Regions from separate parts of the Homo sapiens genome. Here region 1 is linked to region 2. Evidence: chromatin loops called from intact Hi-C (ENCODE). Cell type or tissue: CD4-positive, alpha-beta T cell. All regions are shown on one strand. Each heading gives the region's core, and the rest is flanking DNA. Links, peaks and the distances in the headings are about the cores only. Region 1 has its middle 47 kb from the start of LINC03056. Region 2 has its middle 34 kb from the start of KICS2.

What was found. Peaks named below come from ENCODE experiments on the same cell type or tissue, not always from the same donor. Only the 100,000 strongest peaks of a DNase experiment are listed, where the experiment ranks them.
Region 1: a loop joins it to region 2, with 8 times the contacts of the local background. A loop is called at or near these places in 9 of 110 quality-filtered maps.

Annotation. Positions count from the first base shown.
Region 1 is chr12:63,418,622-63,423,021 of GRCh38, reverse strand. No RefSeq gene overlaps it. Among named protein-coding and RNA genes, the nearest start is that of LINC03056, 47 kb to the right of the region's middle. RefSeq lists silencers at 2,625-2,684, 2,745-2,794 and an enhancer at 3,319-4,400. In CD4-positive, alpha-beta T cell, for the core only: no CTCF peak of the experiment used is centred there; a DNase peak (open chromatin) is centred at 2,691.
Region 2 is chr12:64,254,462-64,258,861 of GRCh38, reverse strand. No RefSeq gene overlaps it. Among named protein-coding and RNA genes, the nearest start is that of KICS2, 34 kb to the right of the region's middle. In CD4-positive, alpha-beta T cell, for the core only: CTCF peaks have their summits at 2,295 and 2,496 (motif pointing right); a DNase peak (open chromatin) is centred at 2,501.

The DNA of each region.
Region 1 (4,400 bases), core at 229-4,228, 840 kb after region 2:
CAACTTCACAAGCACTTCTACATGAGTTGAAGTTTAATTGGGCAACTGTTGTTTCTAATTTTCCACAGGGTTGCTTTTAATCCTTCAGTATTTTTTTTCTGTTTTCCATTCTACTTTAGCACTATGCACAATGTAGGAGTAAATTTTTTTGTAATGGTGGAGTTGTTTCCTATATCACACCATCTGGGGTTTAAAGTAAGATTCCAAAGTAGAATAAAAAAGCATCTCCCAAGGTCAAGCTCCATGCTCCAATTTCAAGGCTTCTTTGGCCTGCCAATGACCTATGGCATATTAATGCCCTCTCTGCACCTCTGCATTTTTGTGGTGTCTCAGACCATCTACATGGACATCAGAAATGGACATTTCTTTTGTTCTTGAAACATGCAGGGCCTGGGGGAAATTCTGTAGTCTTCCCTCTTTTCTGTGCCCTATTCAGGAAAGGGACATGGATCTTATTTTCCTAAGTCTTCAGATCTGTCTAGGGTCCTATAACCTCTGACATCCCACTTTGACTTTCTCTGGGAAAGGCGTAGAGTCCCTGCAATTTTCTAAACTTTTTGTTTCCTCTCTGATTCTTTCCTTCCTTGTCAGATACACAACAGTTCAGGCATTTATCCTTGGTTGAAACCATCTTGTTTAGTTTTATGTTGACTTGTCTACTGTCAGTCTCTCATCACTAGAAACTAAAGTCCATGAGATCAAGACTTCTACCTCATTCACTTCAATATTCCCAGTGCCTAGAACAGTAGCTAGCACACAGCAGGCACTCCAAATATTTTTGAATAAATGAATGGATTAGGGGCCATTTTATTTAGTCGTAGATAGGATGACTTAAAGAGAACAAACCGGATCAATCAACTGACCAGATGAATTTAAGCAACGTTATCAAGTTCCTTTGACACTAGTTTTATTTCAGAGAGTGATGTAATGTAATTTCCATGGATACAGAGGGTACCAATCTCTTTTTGAAAAAGGAATATCCAAGTGACAGGAATATCCCAGAGTGAAAAGTGTTAGATGTGTGCCAGTGGGGGAAGGAAAGGAAGGACATTTAGGGGAAAACAACTGTGGTTATATTCAAAGATGAAATGTCTTAAGCCCTCAGTTATTACCCAGAGCAGGATTCTGAATCATGAGAAACTGTTCTCAGCTGAATATTCTGCTATAGCTAAGAAGGGCAACAAAACTGTAACCCTGATCAGAACCTTTACTGGAAAGTACACATAAACATGTGCAAATCTCCTTTCAAATAATGAAATAATGGCAAGTACAAGGAGTTGAGGTTAGGTTTAGTGGCTACTACTAGAAACTCCTTGGGCAACCTTGATTTCTGCAATTCAAGAAACTTATGATATTGTTGGATAGGGTCAAGAAAAGTGACAATTACAATTATCTCTTTGATTCAAGACAGTGTGCCTGAAGGGGTTGTTCAATGAAGACTGACTTCAAATATTAGGGTCTTTAGTGAAGAGAGTTGAGAGGAACCAAGAAAGACTAGGAAATATAAATAAAGCCAAAATAATGATAACAGAAAAAGGAAATGAAAATATATTAAGCACTAATGCTAAGCTAGTTGCTTATATAATCAAATTTAATATTCACAACAGCTTCATAAGCCAAGACACTATTATTGTCATTTCACAGAGGAAGACATTGGGACTAAGAAATGGTAAGCAATTTCCTAGACTCACACCCCAGATCTGACTTCAGAGCCTCTGTTCATTCCATTTTTAATGATTGATTCATCAAATCTTGTTATATCTGAACTAGTATATTTGCAGGACACCTTAAAATGAAGGAGAAATAAGTTTAGGACAAATAGATTAGAACTACTTCTAATGGCTATTAGTGTGATATGACTTGTGATGTAAATGAGCCAAAGATAATGCTATAGTTTGAATGTGTCCTCCAATTTCATGTGCTGGAAACTTAATCCCTAGTGCAACAGTTTTTAGAGGTGGCACCTTTAAGAGGTGATTAGGTTATGAAGGCTTTGCCCTCATGAGTGGATTAATGCTGTTATTTGGTTGGTTATCAAGGGGGTGTGTTCCTAATAAAAGGATGAGTTTGGCTTCCTTCTTTCTCTCTCTCTCTCTCACCATGTTATGACACAGCAACGAGGCTCTCACTATATGTGGACCCTCAATCGTGAACTTCCCAGCCTCCAGAATAATGAGGCAAATACATTTCTGTTCATTATAAATCACCCAGTCTGTAGTATTTTGTTATAGCAGCACAAATAGACTAAGACAGATAGCTTCTGTATATTGATCACTTGGCTATTTAATATTTCTTTAGTGCAGGCTGAGCAGCAGAGCAAATTCTAATATTTACACATCCAACTGTTTGAAACAAACACCAAATAGCACATTTTTAGCCATTTAGAGCCTGCCTGTTTCGAATATTCTGTGAAACTGTGCCCAATGTCTGCTAGCAAATTGTAAGATAAGCCTGGAGCCATAAAGACCGTAAGCTACAGTCCCTTTGGAACTCTGTATTTGGAGAGTCCCTGTTGTGCTGCTGACATTGCCTAGACACATAACCACCTATTTAATTTCCCTCTTCCTCTAGAGTTCCCTTGCTCTCCTCCCTTTGTGAGTAGTTATCAAGCTGTAGCCTCCAGATAGACTCCTGCTGTGAGGGACTTCCTCACCATGTAAATCCGTCAAAGTGAAGTGCTGCTCAGTAAAGATGTGTGTGCTACTGCCACCTCGTGGTCACATGTTTTTTCTTGATCAGCCCAGCCCGCAGATTTCTAGAACCCCCTACGTGAATGAAAATGTTTTTTAAAAAATGTCTTGATCTTGATTGATATCTGAGCCACTCCTGATTATTGGGGAAACTACACCATTTGGGAAGCTCCTTTATCTTAAGGAATTGATGTCAAGAAGACTAATCATACTCAAAAGCAGCTTTTAAAAAATAAAGTAAAATAGGTTACTTAAAGTTAAGCCTTCTCAGAAACTTTAATATGTGTATCCTTTCCATGGCTCTCAAAAGACCTCTAAACATTGACCTAAAGTATGTTTAATAAGAAATTATCTCTTATTATTATCAGAAAGTGGGTCTTAGTGTTGGAGACCAGAATATGCCACCCCAAAATATGCTTCTTTGGCTTAAGAATTATTTTGAGTTAATTCTTTGGAGAAACTATAGACACAGGAGAAGCTTAAAAACAGAGCAGAAGTTACCATTTGTAAGAGAAATTTACATCTATAAGGGAAATCTCCATTTGTAAGGGAGTTTCCTCTTTGCACTAGCAAGAGAAAGATGGCTCTAAATCACTAGACATTCTTACCTATGAAGAAGGCACTGACTTAAATCTGCCCAATGTAATAAATAAAGTTTCAGTGCCACAAAAGAAATGCACTCAAATATAAAATTTTCTTTTTAATTCTCAGCAAGGCAATGTGCTTCTATAGAAGGGTGCGCCCTTACAGATGGAGCAATGGTGAGCGCACACTTGGACAAGGGAGGGGAAGGGGTTCTTATCCCTGACACACATGGCCCCTGCTGCTGTGTTGTTCCTCTATTGGCTAGGGTTAGACCGCAGAGGCTAAACTAATTCCGACTGGCTAATTTAAAGAGAGTGACTGGGTAAGTTGTTTGGCGGGAAAAATGGTTATGGCAGAGCAGGAAATCAGAATGAGTCTGGGCGGAGAATGAGCAGGTAATTGGAATGAGTCAGGGTGGAGTAGGCAATCAGAATGAGTCAGAGTGGAGCAGGTAATCGGAATGAGTCAGAGTGGAGCAGGGAATTGGAATGAGTCGGGGTGGAACTGGTAATGGGAATGAGTTAGGGTGGAGCAGGTCATCGAAAAAGGTTGCTTTATGAGGAAGTTAAGTTTAAAAGTAGAAGACAAATAATTGAACATACTGACATATTGATTCCTTGAAGAGAAATTTAGAACTCATATCTAACACTAACAAAACTTACATTGGTTTACTCTGCTTTTCCTGGTCACCTCCCCATAACTAGTACCATAAACACCTTTCTTTCAGCTAAAGATGGTATTTAAGGCTGAATTCAAAGCCACCTTTTTGAGATTTTCTCATTTCTTTATCTCCCGTGTATACATGAGATATATAAGATAATAAACTTTTTTTCCTCTTGTTAATTTGTCTTTGGTTATAAGGATCTGTCCCAATTAAGAAATATGAAGAGTAGAGGGAAACTTACTTCTTTCTCCCCTGTGCTGGTCAGGGCTTAAGTCTGAGCTAAGGAGATTATTTTTTTTTTTCATTTCACAACCTTGTTGATCCATCTCATTGAATGTTCCTTTCTGGATGCCTTCATAGCTCTACACAGGCACCTTGAAGTGCAGGGAAAGCCAACATTTCTAAATAAGTTTTAGAAAAAAGAAATTCCTTATGCTCTAGAGTATATATCTCTTACAAAA
Region 2 (4,400 bases), core at 243-4,242:
TAGGATTTCAGACCCCAGACTTTAAGACGGTCTGGGTCTGGCAGCTTCTGTTTCCAAGCCACCACGTAGAGAGGCCTTGGAGGATGACATCATAGGCATGGAGAGACCACACAGAAGAGCACCAGCTGCCCTTTCCCAGCAAACTCGTGGGAAACCCAGGTGAGACCTGTAGAAGAACTGCCCATCCAATCCACAGAATTGTGAGATACAATAAAGGGTTGTGTTAAGCCTCTTTTAAGTTTTTAAGTTTTGCATTTTGACAATATAAAACAGTCAATATTTTCATTTATCATTATACAAAATTATGCATTATACCAATGTTTGCATAATTCCAAATTATTATTATTATTATTTTTTGAGACAGGGTCTCGCTTTGTCACTCAGACTGGAGTGCATGGAGTGCATGGAGTGTAGTGGCACGATCTCAGCTCACCACAGCCTTGAATTTCTGGGCTCAAGCAATCCTCCCATCTCAGCCCCCTGAGTAGCTAGGACTACAGGCATGTGCCTCCATGCCCAGATAATATTTACTTTTTTTTTTTTTTTTGTAGAGACAGGGTTTCACCATGTTGCCCAGGCTGGTCTCAAACTCCTAGAATCAAGTGATCTGCCCACCTCAGCTTCCCAAAGTCCTGGGATTTCAAGTGTTAGCTGCTGCACCCGGCCGGTAATTCCAAATTAAATAATGCACCAACATCAGGTCATTCTAAACAATCCAAGTGTTTTTGTCTATATGCTCTTCCAGCTCTTTTTTCCTATATCACTAAAATCATAATATAGATTTTTTTCCTCTTGTCACTTTGAGTGGATTTGATAATATTCCACAGTTTTCTAGTTCCTTAGAAATAGGATTTAGTGAGCTATGATGGCGCCATTGCACTCTATCCTGGCAGACAGACTGAGACCGTCTAACCAACCAACCAAATAACAACAACAAAAAAAATGTGTTTACATACAGCAGGGTCCATGTCATTCTTGTCCCTTCCCGGGGAGAGGCCCTGGGAATCATACAGCACAAACAATAGTTGAGCACACAAGAAAATCAAGCATTGGGCCAGGTGTGGCGGCTCAGGCCTGTAATCCCAGCACTTTGGAAGGTTGAGGCGGGTGGATCACTTGAGGTCAGGAGTTTGACACCAGCCTGGCCAACATGGTGAAACCCCGTCTCTACTAAAAATACAAAAATTAGCCGGGCGTGGCATCGCGTGCTTGTAATCCGAGCTACTCGGGAGGCTGAGACAGGAGAATCACTTGAACCCGGAAGGCGGAGGTTGCAGTGAGCCAAGGTCATGCCACTGCACTCCAGCCTGGGTGACAAAGTGAGACTCTATCTCAAAAAAAAAAAAAAAAAAAAAAAAAAGACAATCAAGCATTAATGGAATATGATGTACACCAACTAGACTGGGATTGTTCCATCCCTCATCCCTTCCTTCTTCCAGCCAGCCCCTAGAAGGGACTGGGGGAAAGTTTTATAAAGCTGGGAAAAGACAAGGTCTTTGGAGGTTTATTGGTTATACATCGTAGAGATTTCCAGGTATGAGTAGACCTTGGGTGGAAGAGGTTTTTCTTTTTTTTCCATTTTATTTTTCCTGGTCTTCTTTTTCTTTTTTGTTGCCTTCTACTTAGAAGGTGATTTTGACTCTGGAGACTCTGGTGACTTTGACTTTGGAATTACTGGCCTGGCACAGTGGCTAACATTTGTAATCCCAGCACTTTGGGAAGCCGAGGCAAGTGGATTGCTTGAATTCAGGAGCTCAAGAGCAGCCTGGGCAACATGGTGATGCCCTGGAGAGCTAAGGACTATAGGTTGAGCAAGAGAAAAGAATGCAAGGTCTTCTTTTTTTTTTTTTTTTTTTTGAGACGGAGTCTCGCATTGTTGCTGGAGCGCAGTGGTGCGATCCCCGCTCACTGCAAGCTCCGCCTCCCGGGTTCACGCCATTCTCCTGCCTCAGCCTCCCGAGTAGCTGGGACTACAGGCGCCAAACAACACGCCCGGCTCATTTTTAGAATGCAAGGTCTTCTTAATATTTGCCCTAAGATTCTGAAAGAGGCAAAGAGGACGTTTAAGTTTCTAGGTGGTCCACTCCTTTGAAGGCCGCAGGATGGGTGTGGGGTTTCAGGACAGAAAGTGTGCCTATAAATAAAGCTGTTAAATTTGGCGGAAGCACGAATCCTCTTCCCTTCTCTTTCCTCTTTCTACTTCTGATGGTGATGGGGACAGAGTAGACTGTGGATATGGGATTTTTCATTTGTTTCACCAACAAGGAGGGTGGGACGGAAGAAGGAGGGTGTAAATCAAGTGATAGAGGGCTACTCTCAATACTGTTTCAAGTAAGATTTATATGGGTTTTGGTGGGTTGTCCTGCAACATCTGCCATTATTTACAACTTTGTTTCTACAGGGAAATTATTCTGTCTTCCACACAGCTGACCTACAAAATGAATTTGGAAAGGATACAAAGGAGTAGTTATTTTACTTCTATTAGCAACTATCACCACCAGAGGGCATAGTTGGATTAGGAAGAGAAAGAAAGGCAAAACTTTGGTCTAACCTATGGAATATTGATTTTTTTTAATTGTGAAAAATTCATATTGAGATGTACCCTCTTAACAAAATTTTAAGTGTATATGATTGTTACCTATATGCACATTGTTGTACAGCATATCTCTAGAAAGGTCTCATCTAGCATGACTGAAATCCTATACCCATCAAACTGCAACTAACTTTCCCCTCTCCAAAAACACCATTTTAGTTTGTATGAGTTTGACTCCTTTAGATGCCTCATGTAAGAAGAATCAGGCAGTGTTGTTGTTGTTTTTGAGATGGGCTTATTTCACTTAGCATAATGTCTTCCAAATTCTTGTTGCAGCATGTGACAGGATTTCCTTCTCTTTTTAACACCTTCATTTATAGGTCAGCTATGTGGAAGACAGAATAATTTCCCCGTAGAAATAAATAATGGCAGATATTGCAGGACAGCTCTGCTGAATAATATTCCATTGTCTGTATATACCACATTTTCTTTATCCATTCATCCACTGACGGACATTCAGATTTTTTCTACCTCTCGGCTATTGTGAATAATACAGCAATGAACATGGGAGTACAAATATCTTTTCAAGATCCTGTTTTGATTCAATTCTTTTGAATAAATACCAGAAGTGGTATTGCTAGATCATACAACACTTCAATTTTTAATTTTTTGGAGAAACTTTCATACTGTTTTCCATATGGCTGCAGCATTTTACATTCCCACCAACAGTGTACACATGTTGAAATTTCTCCATATCCTCAACGCTTATTTTATGTATTTTTGGTAATGGCCATGCTAACAAGTGTGAGGTGATATCTCACTGTAGTTTTGACTTTCATTTCCCTGATGATTAGTGACACTGGGCATCATGTGTGTATGTGTGTGTATGTGTATTTGAGATACAGTCTTGCTTTGTCACCCATGCTGGAGCATGGCCCACTGCAGTCTTGACCTCCTGAGCTCAAGCAATCCACCTCAGCCTCCCGAGTAGCTGGACTACGTGTGTGCCACTACAACCTAATTTTAAAAAAGTTTTTGTTTTGTAGAGACGATGTCTCACTATGTTGCTCAGGCTGGTCTTGAACTTCTGGGCTCAAGCGATCTGCCTGCCTCAGCCTCCCAAGTGTTGGGATTACAGGCATGAACCACCATGACTGGCTCTGGGCATCTTTTTATAAACCTGTTGGCTATTTGTATGTCTACTTTGGAGGAATGTCTATTCAGATCCTTTGCCCATTTTCAAATCAGGTTATTGGTATTTTTGCTATTAAATTCAATGAGTTTCTTACATATTTTGGATATTAACCCCTTATCTGATACATGGTTTGCAAACATTTTCTCTCATTCCATAGGTTGCCTTTTCACTCTGTTGGTTATTTCTTTTGCTGCATGGAAGCTTTTTAGTTTGATGTAGTCTCGTGTCTATTTTTCCTTTTATTACTTATGCTTTCGGTGTTGTATCAGCACTGATTCTTATACTTTAAAAATTCCTTCAGGCTGGGCGTGGTGGCTCATGCCTGTAATCCCAGCACTTTGGGAGGCTGAGGTGGCAGGATCACCTGAGCCCAGGAGTCTGAGACCAGCCTGCGCATCATAGTGAGACCCCACATCTATAAAACAAATAAAAAATAAAAATTTCTGCAAACCTTCAAAATTAAATCATTTTTGCTGTCATGCTTCTATAATACATACTAACATAAATGTACATGTAAGAAAACTTATTGTATTCTTATAAAATCAACAAATTTATAATCTAAAAGTTTATTAAATTAATGCAAATTAATATCAATATGATGCATGATGTTTTCCTGAAAATACATTTCTTTTTGCAAAGTGAATATAGTAAAATGCTACAATACACTCTTGA